7 separate regions of the Mus musculus genome follow, and regions 2, 3, 4, 5, 6 and 7 are each linked to region 1. A link is a loop called in an ENCODE intact Hi-C map of the cell type or tissue named here. Cell type or tissue: left cerebral cortex. All regions are shown on one strand.

Region 1 (4,000 bases):
AAACAAAACAACTACAAAAACCTACTAGACCCAGCAAGGCAATGACCAGAAGAAATTAAGTTGCAAACTTTTGGTGGCGGTTCCCCTTGTTTGTTTGTTTGTTTTTTGTTTTTTGTTTTTTTAAATTCCATTTCACTGGAGCACCCCTGGCTGGCCTTGGTTACTATGGTGCAGCAGCCAGGGCCAGGCCATCCCTGCCTCAACAGACACCTCAGGTGTGAATCTTCGTTCCTTTGTCACCACAGTCTGGGTGGGCCTCCTAGGGTGGGTTTTTTGAGGGATGGCGGTGTCTGTCCTGTGAAGCAGAACTTGAGGACTATGTGTGGATCTTAGCCAGTCTGGCTGCAGAGCACCTCTGGGTCCACAATAGCTGGAGGAATAGGGGACATCCTTGGCATTCATTCTCTTTGTTACATACCTTTATTTTGCAGAGGGAGAACAGGGTCAGCCAGGGGGTCCCTGCTTTTGCACCGAGGTCTTCCGACCTGCTCCTCCAGAGAGGGAGCCTTCCCCACACCTTAGGCTTATGGGGAAGGAAAAAAAATAGACAGTAGCTTCAAGGTACTTCCAGGTAAGTCCAGGGGCAAACGCCTTCCCCTATGCCCTATTAAGCCTTATCTCTCGCTCCACCCCCGCGTCCCACTTCCACATTAAAAGCCCCCCAAAGCACAACGAACTGCCTTTTTCTGTATAAAGCCGGGAGGAGGAAGGCGATAAAGATCGGGCGTTTAAATTGGCCATTTGAAAGATTACATCTCTTCACCGAGGGTCTTTCTTTCAAAACTCTTTACAGAATTGAGGGGCCATGGCTAGTCCGCACCGGCTCTCAAAGGCCGGGCACCTTTTAATTCCGCCGTAGAGTGGGCTGGGCTAGGTGACCCGGCGCCATCAAAGGCTCGAGGGAAGGCCGTGGGGCGACACTCGTCTAATGACAAGTAATTGACGGATTCGAGGCCTTGCATTACCAGCGGAATGGGGAGGCATTAATTATTTAAAAACGATTAGCCTCGCCTAACGTCCGGCAGGCTTTCCCTCTCGTTCCAGGGAAGGCACCAGCCACGCTAGGCAGAGCCCGGTTTGGAGCGCTACGGAGGTGTTCGAGTTGGCTTGCAGTGTCCGGATACCAGAGCAGCACAAAAGGGTGTGCCTAGGCCCCACTTTCGAAGATGCCCTCATAGCATCGATCCAGAGGGCCGGTTGGACCATTTCAGCATACTGGGTTCCCCATCTGCAGATGGCAATGCAGCCTAGAATGGTTTCCAGTTAGGGTGATAGGGGAAACCCAACTGGGAGTGGGTTTCTTCCATTGCCGGGCATTTAAGGCAAAGACGGAGAACGAGGGTTTAAGAAATAATGAGCGGGACAGATAGACAGTAGTAAAGATAGTTTTTTTTTTTCCTTTTTCTTCCCCAACCTCCGCCTCCACAACCACCCCACCGGTGAGCAACGATTCCTGGGCTTTACTCTTACAAGTCAAATCGCCTATTGATGAGCCACCTCTCTGTCCCCAAAGAGGTCTTTTCTGAACCCTGTCCTCAGAACTTTAGGGTACTGTATTTTCAGCAGGCTACAGTGGAAACTAGTGAGGTGAGGTTGGCACCTTCCTGCAGGCAGCGGAAAGAAGCGCTTGAGCCTAGTCTATCTTCCAAAGTCCTGTTCTAGGACCCCTACACGCGCAAGTGCAACACACCGGATCACGCTCCTAAAACAAGGCGGTGCGACTGGCTTGTAATGGGACTGGGATGATAGACGACCCGCGGCACGCTTTGACTTTCTCTCCAGGACCCAGCTCGTGACCCCAGTGGCTCTCCACTGCGTAAACGCCAGTGCTTCTTGCGAACTAAAGTGACTCGGCTTTTAGGAAAGGCGCTTTCTCTTTCCCTGCAGGGGTTTGGAGGTGCCCTAGTCTGCCGGGATCTGGGAAACAGCATAGAACACACTCAGAGCTGTAAGCTCCCTGCACTCTGTGGCCTCCGCTCCTCCTCCTCCATATCCCCCCAGATTCACGCACAAACCGGCGGTCCCCGACCATAGATTGTGAGGCCAAGGGCGCGCTCACGCTCCCCCACCACACGCGCACCCCAGCTCTTATGAAACTAGCAGCTCCCTGTTCGAATCTCCAGTTGGAGTGACTGCAGTGTCTGGGTTTCTCATCGCCTCAGGAACCAAACTCCGAAACTGCGAGAGTTTTAAACTCCTAGACTCCTGGTTTTTCTAAGTGGCCGTGCAGTCACGAATCTCCCACCCCCTGCAAAAACACTATTCCCCAACCTCCTGGGTCTTCCTGAGCTGGGTGCACCTCCCAGTCCTCTCAGAGGCACACGAGCTAGCTCGACTGGGGGAGGGTAGGCGTGTGGACCCGAGTGGGGGGCGGACTCTGTGCGGGGAGCCCGGGCGTGGCCCCCGAGTGGGTGCTCTCCCTACCTGCGGTGGCCTGCGGGCAAGCGGGCGTCGGAGCGTCCTGCGCTCGGAGGGAGGCGGCGGACTGCTCCCAGCCGAGGCATCCCTGCATTTATTTGAGCTCAAACCGAGCGACTGTTGACTTTAGCACACAAAGCAAAGATTTCACTGCCCGCTAGTTTAAAAATGAATATTTTACCAAGATATCGATCAGCGTTATAAAATTCAGTTAAGTACAATGGGATCCTGGAAAAAAAAGAATAATAAAGGAGGGGGAGGCAATATAATATCTGTGCAAATTTGCTGAAGTGTGACGTGGCATGAAAAGTTTACCCTCCTGGAATTCGGATCTAGAATGTTTTTTTCGGTTGTTTACTGACTTTGTTTATTCACAGATCACGGTTGCTTAAACCCCAGCGCGAGGAAGGCGGCGGGCAACAGGAAGAAAAAGAGAAGGGGGAGAGCCGCTGCACCCAGCAATGCATCGAGTTGGGGTGGAGGGAGGGATCCCTGAGCTCCTAAACTTGGAACTGGGGGGGCCCGGGGGGGGGGGGAAAGCTGACGTGGTCTGTGAGGAAGACACCAGAAGGGCCGAAAAGTCTCAGAGGGCGCAGCTCCCCGACAACCTTTTTATGTATTCGTACAGAACTATATCTTATCGGCAGGGATCAGTGGAGGGGGCGCACTAAGTAGTTTAAAACGACCCTCGAACAATGGGCGAGCGATAAGAAACATAGCAGGTTAGGGCAGCGCTTTCAGTCTCCATTGTCCCCCCCACTCGGCCCCCAGCCCTGCCTCTCCGCTCCTTCGCCACAGGAGCCTTTTATGTGATAATGAAACACATTTCAGGCTGGGCTCGCGACGTGTGTGTCCTGGCCCAGCAAAGAGAAGGCCTGATTGCTGGCCGCGGCCTGCGAATCCCTCCTCCTTCAATTTCTCTTCCTTGTGTTCTGAGGAACAATGTGACTTGTTAAAATAGGATTTTGGGGGTGGGGGTTGGGGGAAGACGCGCACACACGCACACACACACACACACACACACACACACACACACACACACACACACACGAGCAAAGGAAGGCCAGGCCTGCGGAGGAGGGATGGAGATGAGCAGTGGCAGAAATGGATCAGAGAGGAGGTCAGGCTGAGGTTCTTGTGGGACATTCCAGGTTGCAATAATTAGGCATAGCAAGATGTCGGGGCTAAGCAGCAGTCCCTTAGTAGAAACACCTCTGATGCCTGCTTGGGTTTTTAACAGACATAACTCTTTTATGTTTCTTTCCATGGGAATGGCCTATGGAAAGTCAGACTGGGGGCGGGCGGGAGGGACAGCTTCAAGGGCAGGAGATGCAGGTCAGCGTGAGGAGGCTCCTTTTGCAAAACACGACCTCCTCTACAGTTACCCGTCAATTTGGAAAATCTGCAGAGTGGTGGAAATGATTGGTGAGGTTTTATTTGGGGTCTTTGTATTTTCCTGGAGGCTCACAAAATACCCATTCAGTCCCTGGGCCTCAAGTGTGGTTTGCCTATAGGAGCTTCCTAAGCTAACAAACAGCTTTGCCCTGGCTGGTAGAAGGGAGACACCATTCCTGAGACACTG
Region 2 (4,000 bases), 670 kb before region 1:
TTTAAGGACAGTTGAAGGGTCTCAGGGTGAATTCCCCCTCACTCAGTTTCTCACACGGAAGTGGGACTGTTGGTGTGGATATTTAAATGAGCTTTGCCACACCCTGCTTAACTGAGCAGGCTTACTCAAGTTAAAAGTATTTAGTCAAGAATTTAAGTGATTTCTCCTGGGTTGGTCCCAAGGAGAAGGAAGACATAGTAAACTGAAGAGTTCATTGATTCCAAAAGGAAGTAGTTTTCAGAAGGGCCACTTGGTCATGAGGGTGCTTCTGCCTCACATAAAAACCTGTGATGTATCAAGGATAAGATCCAAAGGTGATCACACACTCACTAACTCCAAAGACCTGTAGTCAGCTTGGGAGGGATCTGTATTTGGGGGTTATTCCTGATTGATTTTTTTTATCAGACACCCCCTTTTCAGAAATACAGAACACCTCACTGGCAGAACCCCTGTGACCATCATATCCATCTCCTACAATAAAATACAGAACCTACAACCAAGTTAACTACATTGGTTATTAAATTAGTAAGTTAGTATCCTGATCCATACAGTGCCTTAAAAAAATGTGTTAAAGGAATTATTCACATCCATTCCAGTGAACAATTTCTCAGGCTGGCTTGCAAGCATTTGTGCTCAGTGGTTGTAAACAGAATTGTTCATTAAGCACCTGTTTTTGAAATGTAAAAGTTACATACTCCCTTGCAGTATGAATTTACATTCTTCTCATGGGCAGAAAGAATTGCCCCTTAACTGGACTTTGAAGAGTTAAAGCAAAGTAATCTAATCCAGTGCCATTTGCTTTTAACAATTTTTTAAACAATTAATGTGTTCAAAGAAAATTGTTTCATGAGAGTTTACTGTCATTACTTTTTGTTTACTGTATAATAGTAAAATTAATACTAGTTAACTTTTTGATACAAAATTGTCTTTTCAGAGACAATAGGAATTTGTATTCATATGAATATAAATATACCCAGTAAAAATCAAATTATTTTGATGACCCAATGTGTATCCAGGATACAATATTCACTAGTGTGTTCCTCCAGTTAGCTGCAAATGGGTATCTTACTCATTATTCAACCTGGAACCTCATCGAATATCAGCTTGTGCTTCACAATTTACTGCCTTTGTCTTGGCGGAAGGTAGCAACTCTGTTTTCCCTCCTGTGGAGGCAAGAAAGTAGGAATGACTGCTGATGCTTCCCTTCTCCTGAAAGGGAACTTTAATTCTTTGGAACTGAGAGAAGAATAAGGAAGTCTTCTCTTCACAAGGAGGGGATGGGCTTTTAAGAACCTCCACAGCCACCCAAAGGTCTCTGTGCCAGTACTTTCCTCCCCAAGGTGAGGGACCACATTGACTTCAAAGGCATTCCCGTGTTTCAGAAACCAGCAAACTTTAACGTTCAAAAACTGATCCCAGGAGAGATTTAAAAATAAGGGGTGGGGGGAATAAAAAAAATCACATTTATGAGTGTCACTTTCAGGCTTCCAGGAAGAAGACTTGCTATTTATTTGTTAAAGAGAATTTGCAATTTTGTTCTGATTATTGCTAATCCAGAGTTGGTGCTTGGACAATACCAAAAGAGAACTCTGTCATGGACGATTAGATAGCCTTTGCAAATTATGAAACTCCTTCCTATTCCCTCTCCTTTGGTGGAGTCCCAGCCTCTCCTGGTTCTCTGTCATATGCTATGTTCTTGCAATTCCCATATTTTTTAAGTTGTCTTCCCTAGTCACAGTTCCCAGAGACTAGAGTATGCTAAGTGACTCCAAAAACGGGAGAATCTTCCCAAAGTGGGGGTGGAATTCATCTCCTGGCTCCTGGGTGTTTATTTTTCTCCACTTGTCATTTCTGCCTGAGAAGCCTTCGCCTCACATGTTTTAAAAACAGGTCCTCACTTTTGAAGTGTGTGATCAGGATGGAAAAAGATGTCTGGATATTTGGCTGTACAGTCATAACTGTGCTTAGTAAAGTGAACTGAGAGGTGGGGGTATCGCCTGGAGGACTTTGGTCGGGACTGTCTGTATATCTATCTCTTTAAATATTGCACTAACCTGGTGTGTGTGTGTGTGTGTGTGTGTGTGTGTGTGTGTGTGTGTGTGTGTGTACTGTTACTTCAAAGTTGCCTGGAGCTGGCAAATCAGAGTTCCCCCTCAACGAATTGGAATTGATGCGTTAGAGAGTGGCTTTTTGTGAGAGGAGGGAAAGAAAATCGAAAACCCCCCGTCAGAGATAATTTGTTTTTGCCTCCTGGTGCGAGGAAAAGCTGCACAGCCAGCCGGATCCGGGTTCTGGGGAAAGGAAAAATAGGATTGCACAATCGTGGCGTCACTTTCTGGCTTCCAGTAGCAAAACTTGGGCCCCTTCCCAAAACCCCAAATAATAGAGCAATGCGCAGAATACCGTCTGATCTGGCAAGCCCACTGCCACTTAATCCAGAGGCCCACAGGCCCCAGGATGCGCTGTGGCCGCAGTGTTCCGCTGCTTACCTAAAGCTCCACCTTGGCTCAAGTCTGAGGCCCCCAAGAATGTTTGGTGGCCCGTTTTCCGCACCCGGCCTACCTCCAGACACCCTAAGCTGCCCCTCAATCCTGCTTATCTCGCATGGGTCTGGAGTGGATTGGTGGGTCGGGGACGGGAGGACATGCTCTGCAGGGTCAGCGCCAGGTTAGTCATGAAGTCTCCTTAGGAGCTGAAGACGTGCACACCACCCCTTGCTTCTGTGGTCATCATCAGGAATGAATGACTGGAGAAGCGGCCTGTTGAGGAGATCCACTAGCCCGCCTTGTGGAGTGGCTCCCTGAACGGGACACGGAAGGGTGAGCGTCCCCAAGTCCGTGACCTGCTGGCATCCTGCTCTACAGCCTAGGCTCTGGGCGGTGACCCGATGCTCCTGTGCTTCTTCCGCAGGGACCGACCGGAAGCCCCCCAGCCCGGGAGGCAAGGCCACGGATGCACTCGGTAGCTTACACGGACTGCCCATCCCAGCCTCGACCTCCTAGGGGCTGTCCTCTCACAGAGCCACAGCCCGGTTCAGAGGAGCCGGCCGGGAGTGCAGCTCAGCTCATTCGACCTCTGCACCTCTGCGCTAGCAGCATCCTGGAGTTGGGGCCCCGGCATTGCTTTGGTCTCAACAGTTCCGCCGGTGCTTCCTTCAGGAAACCCTGGAATTTTTTAGGTCTTTCCGAGTCTTGGTTTTAGATGGCTGCGTTCTCCTAACCTTCCTAGTTCGGAGAGAGACTCCTGCATCCACCTCAATTTATTTTTGTTTTGTCTTTTCCCATCCATATCCTTCCTCTCTCTTCTTCTTCCTCTTCCACTCCCTCCCTCCGCCTGTTCTCTCTCTCTCTTCCCTCCTTTATATTCTCATCTCAATCCTTTCTCTTTCTGCATTCTCTCTCTCTCTCTCTCTCTCTCTCTCTCTCTCTCTCTCTCTCTCTCTCTCTCTCTCTCTCCTCACACACACTTTTCTCACAATCAAAGGTCTTTACAGCTTCCCTAGGCTCGACTTCTTCAATCCGCGGGTGGGGAAAACTTCAGTGCATTCTTCAAGGACCCAACCTTCCTTTATACCCCTCCCCCCACTCCCCTGAGCAGCCACAGTCCCAAGGGAGTGGGGCTTGAACCTAGGAGCAAAGCCAAAGCCCTTAATCATATATTTTTATAGTAACAAACAAGAGTACAACTTCCTTGGATTGCTGCCCCTACCCCAAGAATATTGTTTGGAAACCTTTTGTTTTTCTGTGCCCAGTGACTAGGCTGGCTTTGTTTCTACGTTAATGTCACCCAAAAGAAGACAGGACAGGAGAAAGAGATGCTGGGACTGGTGTTGGGACTGGTGGTGTTTTTAGTAATTAAAGACTAGGCTTATCTCTCAGCCAGATATGCCCAACACTCCTTAATGTACCTCCAGAGCCATCAGCATGGTTTCGGGTGTTTGGGGCTCAGTACATTTGTTAATTTTGAAGAACAAACTGCTTCAGGGTGGTGAGGTTCATTT
Region 3 (4,000 bases), 680 kb before region 1:
GAGAGGCTGGAGCAGCTTTTAAGACTGCTACCCGACTTTTCCAGGCTAGCAGACATAAACAGAGTCTCTGCAAAGAGTGGAGGATACTCAAACAGGCAAGGTGAACACAAACCTGGGGGAAACTCTCTCCGTGGGAACTGGAGGTGGGGAGGAGCCTGCGTTCCAGATGGGAAAACACTGGCTCCCTAAGGTGGGGAAGGGACACAGGCCTTATGCTGACTTGATCTTTGAGATCAATTAATCTGTGAGTCTTCCTTCTCCCTATCCTTCCCTTTCATCCCAGTCACTCTCCACTGTCCCCACTGTCCGTGTATCTACCTTGCAGTCTACACTGTTCCATGAGCTAGATTCCTGTAGTCCCCCAAGGCTTTGCCTCCAACGCTTTCTTGCACCTGGCCACATGTCAAACTAAAAAAAAAAAAAAAAAAAGCATTTTCTTATTTTTAAGTGTTGTGTAGTGGTAAAATTGTCCATTGTAAAATGCCCTTAAAGAGTAAAGTAGGCTCTTCTTACACAAAGTCCGTTGCGTAGTCTGTCCTTACACAGAATCCTTACACAAAGTACTCTGAAGTTTGCATTGCTTAAAAAAAAAAAGGACAAAACAAACCAGCACACGAATTTTAAAAGAAAAGAGATCGTTTGTTTGACTTTAATTTCAAACCATGTAACGCACTTCTCAGTGTTCATGAAACAACGAAAGTGCAAGGCCTGAGTCAGGAGAGACTGGAGCAGCGAAACCCAGTTCTACCAGTCCCCGGCTGCTGGAAAACCGACGCAGGCTACTTCAGAGCTGCTCTGCGAAAGCGGCGTGTTTGCTCCTACTCTGGGTTCCTTCCCGGCAGAATCAAGCCGCGCACCTGCGGGTCCAGAGTGGAACTTGCTTCTGCTTGTTTAGTTTATTGCTGGAGACCTGAAATGTGTGAGTCCCGGGGAACAGTCAGCCCGTTGCACGCTTCGTTTGCACCCAAATAACTTCCCCCGCACCACCATCCCATCAAAAATCAAGATGGTGCAGAGAAGTGAAGCTTGGAGATTGACTCATTCAGCCTGAACATTAGGGTCCTCCATTCACGGCTCTGGTGACTCTCTGGCTCTTAGCGACTTTCTCCGCTCCCAGCCTCCAGTCCCCAGAAAGACTCGCTTCTCTTTTAACCTCCTCTTTAACTTCCAACGCCTATGAAGCTTGCCTCACCTTCTTTCTCTGCCCTGGGATACCTGAGCCAGGAACCCTTAGAGACCCTCACCTTAGTCCTCTGGCCCTGTGAGCTTTCAGCACAGGGCGGACCAGGCTTTCGCTGTGTGAGGTTCTCCAGCCCGGGAACTTCCACGTTCCTGGAAACCACTACTCGCTCACTTGGTTGCACGCCGGGCTTAGCGCATGCAATACTATTTTATCAAACCAAAAGTGAAGTATACGAGCTTTCTTACCTTTGCGTGCGCCTCATGGACCATTAGCTGCTCCAGAGCGGTGGAGATAACCAAGCCGCAGCCCGGAAAGTTGAAGAGACACTTTGCCTTCTGCACTCCAACCTTTGCGCCACCTCATCCAGCCAGCTGCGCGGGAACCTGCGCAGCCAAGCCGGGACCGGACCCGACAGGGGGCGACAAACTGTAAGGTTTTTCTGAAGCCTAGACCTGCTGACCACTGTGTGGTCGAGCAGGCACGCAGCTGGCTGTTGAGGAGGGAACATGGTGATGGGGAAGCCTGGCAGGTTCAGTTATTCCAGAGAGCCTGCCGCCACAAGTGCAAATCTCCTAAGTCGCTCCTCCACCTTCTCCTCTCCTGGATCACCAGTGGGCCTTCCTCTAGAGAGTTTGGTGCTGTCTGGACCGAGCTTCTTGCAGAGGAAGCGGCAGACTGAGCAAAGGATAGTTTCATTGAAACAGCTCTCTGTGGCATAGCTAACTTTAGCTACTCTTTGAGCTGGCTTACCGACCCCCCTCCTCCAGCCCTTCAGCCTTTAGCTAGCTACTTTGATGCATTTTTGGGTTAAGGGATAGAAGCTGTTTTTCACACCTAGCGGAGTCAGATGGCAAAGGATCGCACATTTCTTAATATTCCTTGCCTGACTAGAAATCCTGGAAATGAATCTCTAGATTAAAGGCTCTCAAATACCAAATGATCTGAAAAGAATTGAAAGAGAGAAGCCTCAAGGAACTGCCCCCCCCAAGTGCATTCATTCTCTGCTCCTTGCGCTCTCCGCAGCCCCCCACCCCCACCCCACCGAAAGCTCCTACACCTAGCATGCCCACCTTAAATCTATGTTGTTCTCTAGGTCTTTACCGGAAGGCTGCCCTGTTCTAATGGGCCTGGTGTTCCGTGTGTTTACTGTTCTCACTGGGGGGTTGGGGCACCTTCAAGGGTGCACGGGTCCCCCAGACCTCTTCCACATCCCAGCAACCTCTCTGAAACTCTTAGAGCTTGAGCTAGCACTATGTTTATGGGCGGCCAGACAGAGATACCTCTTCTTTCGAATCTCCCAGTTCTCTTTCACAGTTCCCTTCACACCAATCCCAGACTACTGGGTGTTGTACAGTTTCCCTGGAGAGCCAGGAATTTATGGTAAAGGTCCTTCTGACACACATTTGCATGGGTTGAATGCGGTCCATCAAAGTTCCCCTCCCCCAGAAAAGGGAGAAAAGTGGTCAGGGCTTCCAGCGAGGCTCCTGAAGCTATGCTGACAGAGTCAACCTGCAGGAGCCTTTAACAACATCACTGCCCTTGAACACTGAGCAGTCTCCAGGCTGCTCTGAAGAGCTAGAGATGGAGGGATGTGTGTTGGTGAGGAGAGGCATTTTCTTGATTCCTGAGGGGTGGTTTGAACTCCATGGAAGGTCCAGGATTGTGGCTGTTTCCTGGGGTTCCATCAGGCTATTTTGTGACTAGCCCCAAAGCTCTTGGTGTCTACTTGTCTCACCTGGGAATTCCCAGGTCTTGCTCTGCTGGCACGGCATGAGGTGCAGAACTCCATGACCAGCTCATTGCTTCCTTCGGGATTGCTGCCTTTATGAAGGCCAGCTTGGAGGCCCAGCACTGTGCATGGATATGAATTAGAAGAGTTGATTTTTAATACCAGAGCTGAAGGGTCATTTAGCAGAGACCTCTGGAAGACTACTGGTGCCAGGGAATGTCTAGGCCAGACGGATGAGGAAGTGTGTGTGTGTGTGTGTGTGTGTGTGTGTGTGTGTGTGTGTGTGTGGAGTGCGGGCAGGATCTCCTGGCCTGTCTGAAAGAGACTGTCTGGATCTGGAACAGGAGCTCAGCAACCATTATGGTTTTTTGAAGATTGCCCGATTGTTGGGGACAGGAAGCAGCAAGTCTGCCTTTCCTGCTTGTTCCTTGTGTCACTTACTGGAGAGGAATGAGTTCTGGTGGGTGGGCTTTGTCATTCGAGGCAGAACCTGGAATGCTGTGCTCCTTTCGGGTCACTGAAATCACCTCATGTTACTCCAAAGGCACTCCTGTTATGAGTACAGGATGGACAACCATGAGAAATGGGATCTGGGAGAGTCCGCTCCATAAGCCACTGTGGACCACCCTTCCTCGATGCCCCTTCCAAGCTGGACCTCTTTCTTTTCATCTTGGTGGTTCCCCAGGTTCTGTATCCACCTGACCTGTCTCTTCTCCTCAGGGCAGCAGGTGGTGGAGATAGCCACATGCTAAAACACCGTGCCAGGATCAACTTCTACCTTCCAACGGGTTATTAGTAATGGCGGTGGAGGTGATTGTTAATGTATGATCAACTTGAGATGACTCCCCTACCTTTCCTGAAGTAGGTTAGGAAGGCCATAAAAAGCAACAAAGATTGGATGATCCCAGGATCTGGCTTAGGTTTAGGGTGGTGTATATTCCTGGTGTGTATGTGGGTGGGGTGGGGTGTGTGTGTGTGTGGGGGGGGGTAAGGGTTCCGGAGAGGGTAAGAGAAAGGCGGAGGGGGGAAGCCAAGAACTAGGAGGAGGGGTAGAGTTTCTGGGCGGGGAGGGGGACGCCAGGCTCGGT
Region 4 (4,000 bases), 850 kb before region 1:
TTTTGTCGGAGGAGAAAGGTTTATTTTATCTCTGGTTGGAGGCAGAGAGTGGTATGCACTCTAAATAGACGGGCATGGAAAATGGCTCCCATCCTTATTCCTGTGAGTGGTCATAAAGATCACTTTTTTTTAAAAGGCATCCTCAAAAACAGGCCCCAAGGAGGTTTTTTGGCAAGAGCTGGGGTTGCAAGAGGTTGGGGTATCAGCTCTGCCATCCCACGTGAAAGAAATTCTGACACTGTGGCCCAGGAGTACCACTCAGCTCCCTTCCAAACCCAGAAAATGAAGTTGGGAGTGTGTGTGTATGTGTGTGTGTGTGGGGGGGGGGTTGTGGAAAGTCAGCTCTAGCTTCAGTTGGTTGGCATGTACCTTTGCCCCTGGGGCAAGTGCACTGATAGAGGCTGTGTGAATGCTGCAGGGAGGCCAGACATCTAGCAGGGAAGAACCTGACCTCACCAGTCATATAGAGCAGATGGGCCAGTCATGGAGGCTGGCTGGATGAAAACAGTCTACTGTGGGTTCAAGCTTAAGGTGAGTTTTTCTCTCCTTCCTTCCTTCCTTCCTTCCTTCCTTCCTTCCTTCCTTCCTTCCTTCCTTCCTTCCTTCCTTCCTTCCTCCCTCCCTCCCTCCCTCCCTCCCTTCTTCCCTCCTTTCTCCCCTCCCTCCCTCCCTCCCTCCCTCCCTCCCGCCCTCCCTCCCGCCCGCCTGCCCGTCTGTCTGTCTGTCTGTCTGTCTGTCTGTCTGTCTGTCTGTCTTTGGCACATACCATGGCATTAATTCTTTAAAAGCAGGAAAGGTAGGATGAAAGGTACTAACCAGATGAGTACCCTATGTCGTCAAAAAGGTGGGGTCAATAAGTTTTCCAAGCCCAGGAATTGAGCTCCAATTATGTTGGCAGATAACCAGTGAAAAATGATCAGACCTAGTCATGAGACCTACAGCCTGGGGTCCCCAAGCAGGTAAATGTGGTTGCAGGAGAAAGATAGTTAAGAGATGCAATCCTCCCTTTCTTTTTCGAGGCAAAATATATAACACTTTACCAATTATCTGCCCCCACCAAAGGGAGTGTTTCCCTAAGATGTAAATTGTCATAGAAATTGGGATTTCTTGTATTAATCAGCCTTATTGTGTGGGCATAAGACCCCGAGGGTATATGTTAGGACTTTGATAAATGCACTTTAATGAGATCTTTGAAAATGCATCCAATAAACTAAGAGGCGAGAAAAGCCGTTTAACTTTCATGGATGTTAAATTGAACACGAAATGTGGCTGCGGGCAGACTACAAAATGGAACGGGCCTCCCTCCAATATTTTCTTTAAAAACGTAGCTTTAAGCCCCCCTCGGGCCAAAGGAGCCTTGTTCCAGCCAATCCATTATCATCGCTTATTGGGAAACCAAAGGACACGTCCCCGCGGGCGAATCCCTTTCCTTTATTCCTTAGCACAGCTCTAATGATTAAATATGGCACAATGAGATTACGCATCATCACTGTTGCCTTCAGGAACGTTCTTCCAGCCAAACCCGACCTTCCCTTGATAAAGGCGATTCCAATGCGGGAGATTCGGGTTTCTCAGGGATGCAAGGCGCTGAGAGCACTTTCTAATCTGAATTTACTCCTTAACACGTGACAGAATCATTACCACAGACTTTGGGAGCCAAGCTGCTTCTCCTAACCCGTTAGCATTCAGCACTTCAAGACAGACCAGGCGGGCTGATGGGCAACGCAGTCACCCGTGCGAGAGGAAGGCAAGCTCTCAGTCGGAGCTAAGTGCAGGCAAAGACAGACACACACCCGCGGGGGCCTCCCGCACAGAGCACTGAATAGGGACGTCTGAGTCTCTGTCTTATCCCTCCAACCTGGCACCAAAGGTTTTTCAGGAAGCAACGTCCCCTCTCCATACCAAATTCCAAGTGCCACCAAAGTGGAGAAGTAGCGAGAGGCATAGAAAGGCCTGTTTGTGAGTCTGCGAGCTGGGGAGGGGAGGGTATGATAGGATCAGTGGAGGGGTCTTCCAGAAGACACCCTGACTTTAACAGGGCCCACCAAGGTTCATTTCTGATCCTCTGGCGATCTCTACTGTCACAAATGAGAACTGTCCAGAGCCCGGTGAGGCCCAGGAGACACTAATGTTTCAAGCAGCAGGTTTTCGTCGCCTCCCCGAAGATCACCGTCTACGACTCCAGCCCCCAGCCCTGTGGGTCCTTGAGTCTGATTCCCGCCGCTCACCCTCCAGCTCCTTACGGCTCCCGGAGCCACTCGCGTGCCAGTTCCGCCCCAGAAGGAACCTTCCTTTCTCATTAGGCGCCATCTCCAAATTCCTTGGTATTCTGGCCTCTGCTTACCAAGCTGAATCGTGAGTCACCAGCGGCGCGCACCAGGAGACTCACCCCTCAAAGGTGGGGGCCGCGGCGCGTCCTTCCTCACTGCAGCCAGCAAAGTCGAAGAGCCCCGGGGGCGGGGGCGGTGGGGAGGAGGCTGACAAGGCGCTGGACGCGCCCGTTCCGCCTCCCACTCCCCGCGCTGCGGGGACAGCTCCGCGGCGTTTCAACACCCGCCTTTATCTAGTCCTCCACCTCCCGGGACGCCCCCTCCCGCTGCGCCCTTCCCCCTGCCGCAGGCCTCCCGGGCGGGGCTCGAGGGTCAGCAGGGCTCGACGTGGGCGGTGGTGGCAGTGGGCGCCGCTCCTGCCCACGGAGCTGGTGGGGGGGGGGAACTCCAGCAGGGGCCCAGCTACCCCCCCCCCCCCAGCCCCCAAGGCAGCCCCACGTGCTGTCAGGTGTGGCTGCGGGAACACCTGGAGTCTGTGGCAGGTAAAACTTTTCTCAACGACAAATGCGACCAGAGGGAGGAGGCTGTCCCTTCTCGAGGCCTCCTTCCCCTGGTGACCAGCCAAGTCCTTGGAGGGCTTAAGATGCCTGGATCTGCCCACCTGCTGCTTCCCGACTCCGTGACTCTGGGACAGAGTCCATCTAGAGATGGACGAGAGGGTCGCCGAGCTGTTCAGAGGCTTGGTCCTCTAGGCGTAGCGAGGTCCCTGCCCGGGATGTGGTCGCATCCCAGCGGTAGCAAAGACCGACCCCAGCGCCGGTCAGCCCCAGGAGAACAGACAGTGTGTCCTGGCAGTGGGAGGGCGGGAGAGCTCTGGGCTCCCGGCTCCTTCTGCAGCCCGGTGGCCGCTAGACCGCAGCTGCGGGCGCCCCGTGAGCAAGCATGCATGCAGGACGTGCGCGAACAGGAGGCTCACCTGGAGTGCGGCGGCGCGGTTCCGCCTCGGCTAGCTTGCTGTTCCGGGCCTCGGGTACTCCGGCCTGCCGCTGGGGAGCCCGGGTTGTGGCGCTGCGGGCGAGCGCCCTCCTCCCAGCTTCGGACTGGGGCTCCAGCCGCGCTCACTCGCCCGCTCCCGGCCCCGCGGCAGCCGCAGCCTCCGCGGAGGGGCCGCTCCCCCGCGCAGCGCTCTGTTTGTTTTTCTAGCCCGACTGACGTGAGTCAAAATATTGGCCATATGTTCAGCGGTAATAAATTGGGTATGAGCGCAAACACACTTGGGCTTCGATGGCTCTTTCAGCTGCCACATGGCCGGCTTGAGAGGGAGGGGGTTTCCACCTTCCACCCTGTCGTGGCCCCTTCTCCCCCAATCCGAGGTGGGATTTCTCCGTGGCGTCCCTCTGAGCTGGAGACCAGGGCCCACAGTCTTCCTTGCACTCGACCCCCCTCCTCTGTGCCCATCAGTGCCCGGCGCGGTGTAGCTCCTGGCGAGCCCTGGCTGCTGGTTAACAAGGTCGCCATCTATAAATTGCTTGGTCGCTAAGACGCCATAAAACCAAAGGGCCAGATGTGGCACGTTATTTATGTGTGAAAGCGCATTTACTCTAGATATGCGAGTCCAAGGCAGATAGCACTTCGTAGGAGGTCACAGACCTCTGGGCCTCTGCTTCAGTCTCCTCCCCTGGTGCACTACCCAGCCTAGATTGAGGGGTGTAAGTCTTCCCGGGAAAGGT
Region 5 (4,000 bases), 1.2 Mb before region 1:
CTTTCTGTCAGGAAGAGGCTTTGCTGAGGGCGGCAGGAAGATAAAAGAGCACAATGACAGTCATGACATCTTCGGTGTGTTACAGACAGTAACAGTGAGGGGTTTGTGTCTAAATTGGGACTGCGTTTGAGATAGGACAGCATCATCTTATAATGGCTGGTTCTCTATTTGGGCCAACTTAAAGCTTTTGGGGGGCCCTCTCCATCTGCCTTGTTCTCACCTGAGCTTTGTGAGAAGCTGTTTTCAGGACACTGGTGGGTGAGTCATGGTGGAAAGGAGGAGGTATGTTCCAAGAGGAGCATAGAAACAAATGAGTCAAAGCCCACAGGGGCCAACATAGCTTACCTACTCTCTGGGCCTGTGACTTTTTGTGTGCATTATTTGTTTTAAAATAACACATGTGTAGAGAGAAAAATGAAAGATACAGAAGCAACATAGTGAAAACTTCATCTCCATCGGCTCCTCTCCCACACCTTGGTTTTCTTCTAGTTCATCATTCCACAAGACTCTTCTCTGAGGTCTAGCTGCACATCTCTGCACTCTCCTCAGCACCCCAAGGCTTTCCTATACACAGTGTGCTCTACATTCTGCCCAGCCCCAGCCTGTTTATTCATCACAGGCGAAATCTCTAACAGATGACCTGCTCTAACCCTGTACACCCAGGCTGTGGCTTTTTTTTTTAAGGGTTAGGATTATTACTCAATGATAATGACTTATTTTACACATTGTCTTCTGCTGATGTCAGGGCGGGAGCCCGAGACCCTCAGAGGACTCAGGGAGACCCTGCCAAAACGTTTCCAAACTGAATAGTCATTGGGCAGCCAGATAATTCAGAAACTATTTGTATGAGCTGTTTATCAAATTATTAACCGCACAGATGTTGTTTGGTTGAAGAGCAGCTGAATCCCCTCTCTGGCAGCCGCGGAGACAAAGGTCTCCAGGAATAATTGGAGATGTGCACGGAATATTAAATTAATTTACTGCTCTTAATTCTTATGCAAATTCTGACCTCTGATGGCGCCTATCAATTACCCCGCGCGCAGTGAAAGCGAAGGCGACAGTTTCTTTTCTTTGCTTTGCCTTTTTTTTTCTTTTAAGAACTCGAAAAAGGAAATATTTGCAATAAGCAGACCGTAGGAGCTCTGCGTAACTGGAATTGTTTAATTGAATCTCCTAGTTTTAGGGATGTCCGTGGAGGATAAAACCCCAGGGTGCAGAAGAGGGGTGCGGGGGCCGGGGGGGGGGCGGGAGAAGGGCAAAGGAATTTGGAGGTTTGGTTGCACTACAGAAAAATACAGCATCGAGTAGGGAACGATGCCGTTAAATAAAATGGGAATTTGCAGGGTGACTGGGGCCTTAGTCCTCATTTGGGCGGACTTTGGTGGTGGCTAGCAAGCCGGTTAGCAGAACAGCGCACTTCTGCAAATTGACAAGCAGTGTCCAGTGCCTAGGCGCCTTTGCAAGGCGTCTGCTGGACCGCTGTTTGCAGCAGCGATGGCTCCCTTTGCTGGTTCTTTAACTGTTTTTCTCATCTTTAGCGTCCTCAATCAAAAAACAATTTTTAAAAAAAATCTTTGTTTGAAAATCCAAACCTCTACTTGGTATTTCCACATTCAGCTCCACTGAAATCCCGGGTGGGCCGAAAGAAGATGTAATTGTCTCCTGTTTGGACACCCAACTCATTTCCCTGAATTGAGCAAATGCCAGGGCTTTGTCTGCGCTTGTGGCTTAAATGCTGTGTGCTTTCTGCGCCCGGGTGGTGAGCTGTAAAGACTGGGGTCTCCAAGTCTTTCATCATCGTTCTAATAAGGAAAACCAAATCGGGCGCATAATGTCATCAGCCCTGGCCCGACCTTGCGGGGACCTCCGCAGCCCGAAGATGTCTCCAGCGGCCCCCGGCGCAGCCACAACGCGTCGCCTTTCAGCTCCTGGCGGTCCCCACAAAAGCCAGACAACAATATCAATTAATCATGCAGCGGGCAAACAAGGAGATTTATCCCGCGACAAACAGCCCCACCGAGAGCCGTTGAATGGGCGTGATTAGCATGTGAAAAGACGAGCAAAACTCCGTGGTTCAACAGCTAAAGAGCAATTTGATGGGACTGGGATGGGGAAATTACTTGATTAGCGTCCGTCGGAGGAGAGCACGGTTACAGCCCCTCAGCTTGGAATCCAACTGCGGAACAAAACGCGCTGGTAAACGCGGCGACCTGAAGGGACAACGCGCTAGCGAGGGTGGCGCGGGGACCGGCACTGACACGCGAGCGACCGTGGGGGGCGGTAATAGTGGGCAAAGTGGCTGACCTACTTAGCCACTCCCCAAAGCGACAGGAGCTGTAACAGCTGTCCCACCTAGGCTTCTAGGCCTAGCCCGGGCGGGCATGACTTCCCCAGCTGATGTTGGAGGTCCGCCCTAATTTACACTCTCCCGACTCCGGCCGGGGAGAAGAGTGTCAAGGCTTGTGAGAAGGGAAAGGTCCTCCCACATCCTCCGGGGAGTCCCCTCGGTGGCTCCTGGAGCGTAGTCTACTACTCAGCAGCCTCTGCAGCGGCCCCAAGTCCGTTGCTAGGGCGCACGGCTCTTCAACCAGAAACTCTGAGGTTCGGTTTGCACAGGCAGTGAACTTTGGATCGCCTTAAGACCGCTTTTCCTGAACCGCGGAATTTAACCGCTTGGTTCCAACCTCTTAGAAAAGCTGCCCTTGTGGCCTTAGCACTTGGCAGAAAGAGGGGTGCGGGGGGGGGTCTGCAGTCCACCCGGAAGAGGTGGGGAGTTGAAAGGGGGCACTCCAATTGAGGATGACCCGCCTGGAGGCTCTCGAGGTGAGCTAAGTGCGGCGCCAGGGACTGCACGATCGCCTTAGTGTTAAGGACCGCCTGGAGCTGGCGCCAGAGGGATGCAGAGGTCAGTCCCAGACTTGCCCTGGATCCGGATACGCAAGGCCAGATCTGGAGGTTTGGGAAGTCGAGTCCTACGTTTTTCTCCTCAGTTCCAGAGGACAGCATCCAAGGCTCACAGCCCAGATTTGTATTGGGGGTGGGGGGTGGTGGTACACTGGGGCTCTTGGATAGACTTTTATTGATGAGGAAGAAAAGCTGTCCTATGGAGCTCGGAGGCTAAGGGTTCTCAGAACGAGGCCAAATGCCCAGTGAAATCCTCTGCTTCCCCAACAACCCATAGTAGCTGGACAGCCCATGTCTTCCCAGACTCCACCGACTCTGCCCCAAGCGCCAGCCCAATACAGAGGAATTTGAGGCTCTTGGAACCTTACCAAAAGGCCCAGACCCATAGCTCCCTTCTCCCTTGCTCCTCCCAGACCCACCAAAAGGGGAAAGCTCCCCAGTAGGTCACTAACCTCCTAGTATAACTGGCCCACCAAAAGATTCCTTCTTGCTCCTGCCAGCAATGGGGGTGCGCCAGGGAAAGGCACCAGGATCCCGCCTTCAGTTTATCTTGGAGAGGAAGAATCTAATCCACCTTCCCCGAAGTACATAAACACAAATCTAACAAAGCAAAGCTCCAAAGGACATGTTTGCCAAAACTGTCTTAAACACACTTTGCCCCTTGGCATGAAGGAACCAAGAAGCAAAGACTATTTTTTTTTTTGAGTGCGGGGGTGGGGATGGATGGCCCCATCCGCAGAACAATTGTCACTCAGTTGAACAGCGTCAATTAAACCAGAGCAAAACGGTCAACTTCAGAGGGCTTAAATTTTTTTTTTCTAAAATGTCTATGGTGGTGCGTGTTCAGTGAACTAATGTTCTCTGCTCGCTTCTAGTCTTCTCCTCCTTCCCATTCCACTAGGGCCTGATGCCCCAATGCAGCTTTCTCCTTTGGCTGTCTAGGTGGACCCTTGGGGTCGTGGATCCCAGACTGGCTCTAGCCGCTAGAGAAGAAAAAGCCTTGCTGGAGAGCGTGAAGTTTTGCTGGCGGTGGCGGTAGTGACAAGGCTCTGAGGAGGAGAGACCTGGGACCGGAAGGGCGAGACACCGCTAGTGA
Region 6 (4,000 bases), 1.8 Mb before region 1:
AGTAGGACCTCACAAATAACTATTACTATTAATTATTATGATTATGATTATTTCTATTTGGAAGTCGGTGTAAATACACTGTGACTTTGGTTTGAGGGATCAGTAGTCACTGTCACCGTGCTGGCAAGAGCACACCAGCTCAAAATCCTTAGTCACAAACCTGCTATAGATGGGCAAAACCCCACAGCAGGGACCACTCTGGGAATTTGAGTGGTGTGCAGGGGAGGTGTGTGCAGTTTTCAACTTGTGTGTTTGGGAACAAACGGTGTTTTGGTTTGGTTTGATTTGGGTTGGGTTTTTTTAGACAGGATTTCTCTGTGTAGCCTTGGTTGTCCTGGAACTTGTTCTGTAGACCAGGATGGCCTCAAACTCGCAGACAAGTGCCTGCCTCTGCTTCCCAAGTGCTGGGATTAAAGGCGTGCACCTTCACCACCTGCTATGTGTAAGAAACCTCTACACTTTGTGGATTAGGTGTAGTCTCAAATTACTTCATTCTTGCTGAGTCCTGTGTTTAAGGATGTTAATAAGAATTTGGGCTGAGAATGTCTGAGGTTCTTAAACTCTACCCCTTGGCCAAGATCCAAGGCAATAAACCACCTAGAAGGTTTCTTGACCAAATGTTAAAGCAAGCAGATAATTTTTATCTGAAAAACAAACAAACATAATGGACTTATAATTACTATCCTTGGTAAAATCAGGCTACCTGATAAATAGAATTCTTACAGGAAAACATAAACAGTGTGTGGCTGCAGTTGCTTGAGTTGCCCCAGGAAGGAGCCAGGGACTGGGGGTGGACGGGGCTCAGGACTGTGTATTCCTGTTGGCAGAGACAGTTTCTGTGATCTGCGATGCAAACTCTGAAGACAGGTGGATGATGGGATGACAGTTGCGCAACACTGTGAGTGTACTTAACTGTCCACTGGAAATGATAAGAATAACTGTGCAGTGTGTGTGTTTTGTCACCTGCTCTGGCTGGTTTTGTATGCCAACTTGACACAGGCTGGAGTTATCACAGGGAAAGGAGCTTCAGTTGAGAAAAATGCCTCCATGAGATCCAGCTGTAAGATCCAGTTCACTGTTCCATGATGATCAAATAGAACCCATTTATAGTCATAAATGGGGGAGGGCCCCTTGTGGGTGGGACCATCCCTGGGCTGGAAGTCTTGGGTTCTATAAGAGAGCAAGCTGAGCAAGCCAGGGGAAGCAAGCCAATAAGGAACATCCCTCCATGGCCTTTGCATCAGCTCCTGCCTCCTGACCTGCTTGAGTTCCAGTCCTGACTTCCTTTGGTGATCAACAGCAATGTGGAAGTGTAAGCTGAATAAACCCTTTCCTCCCCAACTTGCTTCTTGGTCGTGATGTTTGTGCAGGAATAGAAACCCTGACTAAGACATCACCTTTATGAAGAATTTCTACAAAGCTAGACAAAGCTCCCTTGGGGAGCTGCCTCTGCCCCACAGTGAGTGGCAGGAAGTTCTGACTCTGGTCTCTTAACTGCATTCACAGGAGGAAGACAAGCCTACCATGGAGGAGATAGCCTACCGGTTAGAGGAGGAAGAAATAAACCTGAATGAGAAGCCCCAGAAATACCTCCAAAGGGTTTTTGAGGATTCCATCTACAAAAGCCTGCTGGAGAAGAGCATCCTAGATTACCTTCATTACAACCAGTACCACCTGCCCATGTACGCATGGCCAGGCATCATTTAGCTGTAGCCAGCGCCCCACCCCCCGCTGGCATCACTTCCACTCTCTGTCAGCCAAGTGCTGACAGAACACCCCAACCCCCATCCCCCACTATTATACCCTTTTTTCCTCCCGTGTTTTCCGTGTATTCCAGTAGGTGGCGCTAGGCTGTGTGGCCCTGCTAAGCCAGGGAACTTTACAAACAGGCATGTTCAGAGCAGAATAAGCCACTCTAGCGATAAAAAGAGCTCCTACAAAGCAAAACTTGTTTTGTTTTGTTGTTGTTGTTGTTTTTGTTTTTGTTTTAACCTTGTGTGTGATTCTGTTCGATTTCCCGGAATGTTCTGCTGCCAGTTCCATTAACCCTATGTGTGCCGATTAATAGTGGGTGATATAAAAAGAAAATTATGTGCCAGAATGGGAAATTGGTAAACAGAGAAGGAGAAATTAAATCTGTAATCCCCCTTCAGGAGGAGCAGGTGGAACCTACCTGACCTTTTGAAACCAAGGAGGCTACTTTCAGAGCCTTCCTGTTTGTTTGTTTGTTTGTTTGTATTCATTTTGCTGACCATGAACACAAAGGCTAAGAAAAAAATAGAAGACCAGGAAATTAATATACAGATCTCAAATTCTGAAATGAAGAGGGACATTACTCTAGTTCATATTGTTTGACACTGCTCTCTGGAGGAGTGAGGTAGGGCAGGACTGGTTCCTCAAATGCCCAGTGTAGACCAGACATTTTCCCTTTCCTTCAGCCCTAGCAGAGCGGAGACAGAAGGATCGCTATGAATTCAAAAGCAGTGATCTATATTATATAGTGAGTCTGAGGCCAGTCTGGGCTGCAAAGTGAAACCATCTAAAGAAGAAAGAAGAAAAAAAAAAAAAAAGAAAGGAAGGAAGGAAGGAAGGAAGGAAGGAAGGAGCCTTCTTTTCTCTTCTAATTAAAGCAAGTTTTAATTGCCCACCCCCAAAGCATATGGACTCAGGCACAAACAGAAGCAGTGCGGCACAACCGACCCACAGTAGGGCTTGAAATTGTTTTTTATGAACACAAGTATGGGTTTTATCACCCCCACCTTCCCACTCACCCACACAAAGGCAAGATTCTCCCAGCACCCCCCACCCACCCACCCCACAAGGCAAAGTGGGCAGGGAGGTGGGGAACCAGAAGTCTACGCGCTCTGCCACAAGCTTTCTGAGCACTTAGAGCAACCAGGTTGTTTGACATTTCTCACAACAAACTTGTTCCAGGACACTGTCTTTTCTGCACCAGATAAAAGCAAGTCAATGTCACTCGTGCCTTTACACATGGGCTTTACACAAACGTGGGACTGTGATGGGAGGGCAGCGGTGGCCCAGCTGCTACAGACTAGCACTTGAATGCGGCCCAACCAATCGCTGCTGGCCCATGCTTCAGAATTCACACCCAGCACATATTTCAGGGGTGTCAGCTCAGGCACCAGACACTCTTCCTTCCCTTGTCCCTTTCCTGAGACGTCCTGGGTCAAACTCATCAGCAAATGTAGAGCATTTGGGTGCCAGGCCCTGGGACGCTGGGCTAGAGGTTACAGAACAAAGTCAGGGAGCTGGTTTAACAGTTATGACTTTTGTGAGCAACTATTACCATGATAAAGCCTCTAGTTACACAAAAGTGACCCCAGAGGACTACATTAACCTTAACAGCAAGTCCCTGCATAAATCTGCTAACTGCAGTGTTTTCTTTGCTGCCTTTAAAAAGGTAGCTGTGGGCATCACAACAGGTGTGAGAATATCTGAAGCATATCGTGGCCTACAGAGGGTGTCAGGTGACATTTCAAGCCTTGTCCCGCTCTTAGAAAGCAAGTTCCTGAATCTAGGGGGGTTTCGAATATATGTGCAGTCGTTAAGAACAAGTTTCCTAAGAAACGAAGCCCTCACAGCCTGAAACTGGCACAGGAAGGACTCTGGATGATAGAGCTCACACTAAAGATGCAAAGGGAACATCTCAGGGTCCTCACCTGATCTGGGGATTCTATTGTTTGTAACCAAAGAATATTGTGAAGCGGAACGCCAAAGTTAAATTTCCAAACACTGCTTCACAGATGCCTCTAATGTTTTTCTCGCAGATGTCAGTTCTTAAATAAGAAATGTAGCTTCCTCCTTGCCACAGATGGCTCCTTCCTTTTGGTTTTATCGCACTCAAATATCACAGGAGAGAGAGAGAGAGAGAGAGAGAGAGAGAGAGAGAGAGAGAGAGAGAGAGAGAGAGAGAGAGAGAGAGAGAGAGAGAGAATATGTTTGGAGGATTAAAATCAGGCAATCAATATTTACCCTTAAA
Region 7 (4,000 bases), 960 kb before region 1:
TGCTAGACGCCAAAATGTACTGCAAAATGTCACATCTGCAGAGTTAGCATTTCTGAAACCCGGTTTTGCTATGGCCTCTGCTAAACTTTGAGAGGGCTTTGTTCCACCCAGCCCCTGCTCCAGTTCTCCCTCTTGGCTGTGGAGACACTTATCCTCCTCTTCAGTTAATGAGTTTCACCTAGTCTAGCCGTTTGTATTTTTATAAAGGATCTGTGAAGCACCAACTGCAAAAGAAGGAAAAGGCTTTTGCTTTGCATTAATCAGAAAGTGGAATTCTATAGTAAAAAACATTTCTTTTAATGTTTCAGGAATCGAACCTTTTCCTATGGGGCGTGCTCAGTAAGTCTCTGGGTGTAGAATGTTAAGCCCTCTGCAGCAATTACCTCAAGCTTGGTTTTTGTTTTTGTTTTGTTTTGTTTTTTTCCTACTTAAGAAATGCTGAATGGAAAAAGATATGGCTACAGTACATGTACTTTCAGAAAATAGCAAATGGAAAATGATTGTTTGCTTCTGGTGACATTATTTCCAATAGAGTTCATTTAATTTAAAGGATTCTTTGTCTGGAAATAAGCTACGGGTGTGTGTGTGTGTGCGTGTGTGTGCACGTGTGTGTAGAACTCTTATAGGTTTATTTTTCTTAAGGGTATCATTGCATGCCCATGGACTATAAAGCTATTGGTTTTGTAAGTGATGGCCTGTTAAAAAAAATTATTGCAAATGGTGTGAATTTTTAAAACATGTGCTAGAGGTAGTGTAGTCAAACAGATGAAAACAAAGCACTTTGAACTACAGCACATCAGTAATAGCTTTACCAGCAAAGATTAATACTGATTTCTGAAGTCAATCTACTACATAATGCAAAAACTCAACCTGGGAGAATTTTCTGTATGTTTATCACACCATTTTAAACTATTTTGTCTACTGAGATTTTTATTAAATGCTTTTAAAATTAAATCTCACTCTCCAAAAATGCACAACGGTGGTTTGATAAAAGACAAATCTCTTTGCCCCATGCCCCCTCCCTTTTCTTGCCTTGAAAGGAACTGGAGTTAATTTAGATGGAGAAAAAGAGAGAGAGAGAGAGAGAGAGAGAGAATTTACTTTATAAAATACATTTTGGAGAAAGTGCAAGTTTGACTTCTATGTACCTTTCTATGCAGTCCCTTTGAACTTTCCAGAAAAATGTTCAAACCATGAGAGGAAATAGTGTTTCGCACTCAGGTTTGTTCTAAAACATAGAAATGCAGAAGAGGTTTGGTATCTCTGGTGACCATCTGCTTTGATTCTTTGGAAGCATGCTTTGCGCATATTATTTCTTTAACTTCCATTAGTCCTATAAGTTCACACTATTCAGTCGGTTCTATTTCCTCCAATATGACTATTTTAATGATTAAAGAGCTGTGTTGCCACACTCGCCAAAAGGAAAAAAGGAAAAAAAATCCCTACAACCCTTAAAAAGAAATGACCTCTTGACTTTTAGCAAAAGTACTTAAGGCCTTTTAAAGTTATATTTAAATATTCATTTGAAATGCTGAAAATATTAATTGGCATAATAGAGTAAATATATTTATTTTACAATAAAACACCGATAAAATTGGTGCAACAACTACGTTCTAAATATGATGGAAACGTATAATTATCTTACTTTTTCTGTATATTATGATAACAATTCAATAAATCACCTTTATTCTTTTTAACTTGCTTTGAAGTAGATTGGTGGTAATAGTGTCAGTTTTACTTGTTTGTTCTAGTACTTTGCCAAGGAGTCCAAATTCAGGTAAAAATACTTTAAAGAAAATAAATACCATGTTTATAGGATAAAAGGGTATGTTTATCAGCTGATTTGGAAAGGCCAGATTCTATATAAAAAGTATTTTATAACCCTTTTTAAAAAATAATGAGCTGCATCTTGGGTTGGGGTCGGGATGGGGGTTGTACTCTTCTAGGATAATATACAATTACTTGGTTGCCTAATAATGAACAAAATATTTTAAAATCAGCATTTAAATGTAAAAACGGTAACAATCCGTATACTTAGTGTTTCGATTCTTTTTATTCCATTTCTCTATTTTACCCAAATGGCAGTTATTCCTCAGCAATCACGTTGCTGTGTATATGATCCACTTTGGGCTACAATTCAATTTACTTTCAATCAAGCATTAACGAAATTGCACTTAGGGGAGGGGCTTTGCAAATTAATCTCCCAAAATAAATTCCACTTCAAGGATTCATCGTGAAAAGCTGGTTGATTTATAGAGATACAAACACCAACAAAGTTTCCGACTTCTAAAACTCTTGAGAGCTTTGGTTAGGAACGTGGTGAATGCGTATTCCGTCAGTCAGTTCTTCCGCATAACTTAGGAACTTCTGAAAGAAGGGAAATCACCACCTCAGAGTGTGGTGTCACATTATTCGGTCCGGGGCTGTTGCCTTCTCCCACCCCCAGTAAAGAGGTTCAGAGCAGCCTGACCCTCTCCGTGACTCATTCGTTCTTATCTCCATGCACTAAAGGGTCAGCATCTGTACATTTCCCCCATCCGTTCTTGCAGTTTCTTGGCGGATCCTGCGAGTCGCAGGCAGACCCTCGGGGCTCATCACCACGTTCTGCCATAGAGCAGGTTGGCGCCGAGCACGCCTCCGCCGTAGTCCCCGGTGGCCGCGTCCAGGGCCGCTAAGCCGCCCCCGGGACCATGCAGAGCGGGCGGGCTGGGCGACAGCTCCTCGAGCTCTGGCGCGGGCGTCGGGGCTTGCGGCTGCTGGCCTCCCTGGCCAGGCGTCGGGGTGCCCGCGCCGTTCTGGCACGGCTTGCCGTCCTTCACCAGCACCGGTACCGCCACGCGGCGCGGCGACGGCGGCGGCGGAGGCGGCGGGGGGCCCAGGCCGCCCTCCTGTTGCAGCTGCTGCGCCGCCTTGTCCTTGGCCTGCCTCTTCATCTTGTAGCGATGGTTCTGGAACCAGATCTTGACCTGCGTGGGCGTCAGGTGGATCATGCTGGCCAGGTGCTCGCGCTCGGGCGCCGACAGGTACTTCTGCTGCTTGAAGCGCCGCTCCAGCTCGTAGACCTGCGCTTGCGAGAAGAGCACTCGGCGCTTCCTTCGCGGCGCGGCCGCGTGCAGCGGTGCCAGCGACTTGGCGGCGTCCGCGATGCCGGTCAGCGAACCCATGCCGGCCACGTTCACGCCCGCCGACGGCCCCATGAACCTGGAGACTGGGGAGGGGGCCCAAGAAGGACGGCCGGTGAGCCCCGGGCCTGCGAGAACCGTTCCCGCCGACGCCCCGCTCGTTTTAAGTGACGGCACGGGGCCCCCGACTGGGTCGCGGCGTCCCACGAGCGCCGCGGCCCGAGCCCCACTCCCTCCGCGCACCCGGGGGCCCGGTGACCCCCGTGCGCCCCAGGAGGTTCCCGAGAAACCCCGCGAGTCCCGGGCCGCCCCGCGCGTCCCCAGCCTGGCCCCAGAACCCCTCGCGAGCCCGAGGCCGCGTGCCAGGACCCCCCGCGCGTCGACCCTCGGGCGCCGCTGACCAGGACGCCAGCACCCTCGCGCCCCGGCTGTGGCGGGAAAAGCCCGCGCCGCCAGCCCGCCCTCAGTCCCGCGCGTCTGGCCCCGCTCACTTGACGAGTAGCGCGGGTCCGTGTTGGCGCCGTACCAGCCGGTGGCCGCGGCCGCCGCGCCGCCCCGCATGCCGTCCGTGTAGGCGGGCAGCTCACCCATGTTGCCCAGGCCGCCGTTGCAGTAGCTGCCCATGGCGCTGTGCGGGAACTGCGAGACGCCGGGAGGCATGTGGTAGGTGGCGGCCGCCGCGGCCGCCGCCGCTGCCGCCGCTGCTGCCGCCGCCGCGTTGTGTCCGGCCATGGCGTGGGGCGGCTGCATGCCCGCCGCCACGGCCGCCGCCTGCGAGGAGGGGCCGCTCGGTGGCGCGCGGTAGGCAGCGGCCCCCAGGGGCGCCCCCAGGCCGGGCGGCGCACCGTCCATGACGCCGCCGAACTTCTTGTAGGTCT

Evidence for each region. A loop is a pair of places that touch in the nucleus more often than their neighbours do. Peaks named below come from ENCODE experiments on the same cell type or tissue, not always from the same donor. Only the 100,000 strongest peaks of a DNase experiment are listed, where the experiment ranks them.
Region 2: a loop joins it to region 1, with 5 times the contacts of the local background. A loop is called at or near these places in 15 of 42 quality-filtered maps.
Region 3: it touches region 1 in a loop (5-fold over the local background); 15 of 42 quality-filtered maps call a loop at or near these places.
Region 4: a loop joins it to region 1, with 5 times the contacts of the local background. A loop is called at or near these places in 10 of 42 quality-filtered maps.
Region 5: it touches region 1 in a loop (5-fold over the local background); 9 of 42 quality-filtered maps call a loop at or near these places.
Region 6: a loop joins it to region 1, with 11 times the contacts of the local background. A loop is called at or near these places in 2 of 42 quality-filtered maps.
Region 7: it touches region 1 in a loop (10-fold over the local background); 10 of 42 quality-filtered maps call a loop at or near these places.

What each region holds. Positions count from the first base shown.
Region 1 is chr2:148,037,717-148,041,716 of GRCm38, forward strand. 9030622O22Rik (a long non-coding RNA gene) reads right to left here and starts at 2,770. Exons shown (of 13, transcript XR_866820.3): 1 at 2,425-2,770; 2 at 419-523. In left cerebral cortex, no CTCF peak of the experiment used is centred here; a DNase peak (open chromatin) is centred at 1,828.
Region 2 is chr2:147,370,804-147,374,803 of GRCm38, forward strand. Pax1 (paired box 1) reads left to right here. Exons shown (of 5, transcript NM_008780.2): 5 at 2,911-4,000. The coding sequence ends at 3,002. Among named protein-coding and RNA genes, the nearest start is that of Pax1, 7.8 kb to the left of the region's middle. In left cerebral cortex, no CTCF peak of the experiment used is centred here; no DNase peak of the experiment used is centred here.
Region 3 is chr2:147,360,923-147,364,922 of GRCm38, forward strand. AI646519 (expressed sequence AI646519) reads right to left here and starts at 1,871. Exons shown (of 2, transcript NR_040330.1): 1 at 1,429-1,871; 2 at 619-910. It also overlaps a transcript of Pax1 not described here. In left cerebral cortex, a CTCF peak has its summit at 1,597; no DNase peak of the experiment used is centred here.
Region 4 is chr2:147,191,711-147,195,710 of GRCm38, forward strand. All of the region lies in intron 1 of Nkx2-2os (NK2 homeobox 2, opposite strand), which reads left to right. It also overlaps a transcript of Nkx2-2 not described here. Among named protein-coding and RNA genes, the nearest start is that of 6430503K07Rik, 6.3 kb to the left of the region's middle. In left cerebral cortex, a CTCF peak has its summit at 2,074; DNase peaks (open chromatin) are centred at 1,563 and 2,071; H3K4me3 peaks cover 1,551 bases.
Region 5 is chr2:146,832,524-146,836,523 of GRCm38, forward strand. Gm14114 (a long non-coding RNA gene) reads right to left here. Exons shown (of 4, transcript XR_375064.4): 3 at 3,357-4,000. Gm34978 (a long non-coding RNA gene) reads left to right here and starts at 1,317. Exons shown (of 3, transcript XR_003953940.1): 1 at 1,317-2,823; 2 at 3,847-4,000. In left cerebral cortex, no CTCF peak of the experiment used is centred here; DNase peaks (open chromatin) are centred at 1,775, 2,349 and 2,530; H3K4me3 peaks cover 1,240 bases; H3K27ac peaks cover 260 bases.
Region 6 is chr2:146,213,089-146,217,088 of GRCm38, forward strand. It overlaps Cfap61 (cilia and flagella associated protein 61), which reads left to right. Exons shown (of 27, transcript NM_001369121.1): 27 at 1,507-1,944. The coding sequence ends at 1,707. Among named protein-coding and RNA genes, the nearest start is that of Insm1, 6.9 kb to the right of the region's middle. In left cerebral cortex, a CTCF peak has its summit at 1,837 (motif pointing right); DNase peaks (open chromatin) are centred at 1,827, 2,703, 3,043, 3,500 and 1 more place.
Region 7 is chr2:147,081,282-147,085,281 of GRCm38, forward strand. It overlaps Nkx2-4 (NK2 homeobox 4), which reads right to left. Exons shown (of 2, transcript NM_023504.1): 1 at 3,614-4,000; 2 at 2,595-3,208. The coding sequence ends at 2,595. Among named protein-coding and RNA genes, the nearest start is that of Nkx2-4, 2.1 kb to the right of the region's middle. In left cerebral cortex, no CTCF peak of the experiment used is centred here; a DNase peak (open chromatin) is centred at 2,310.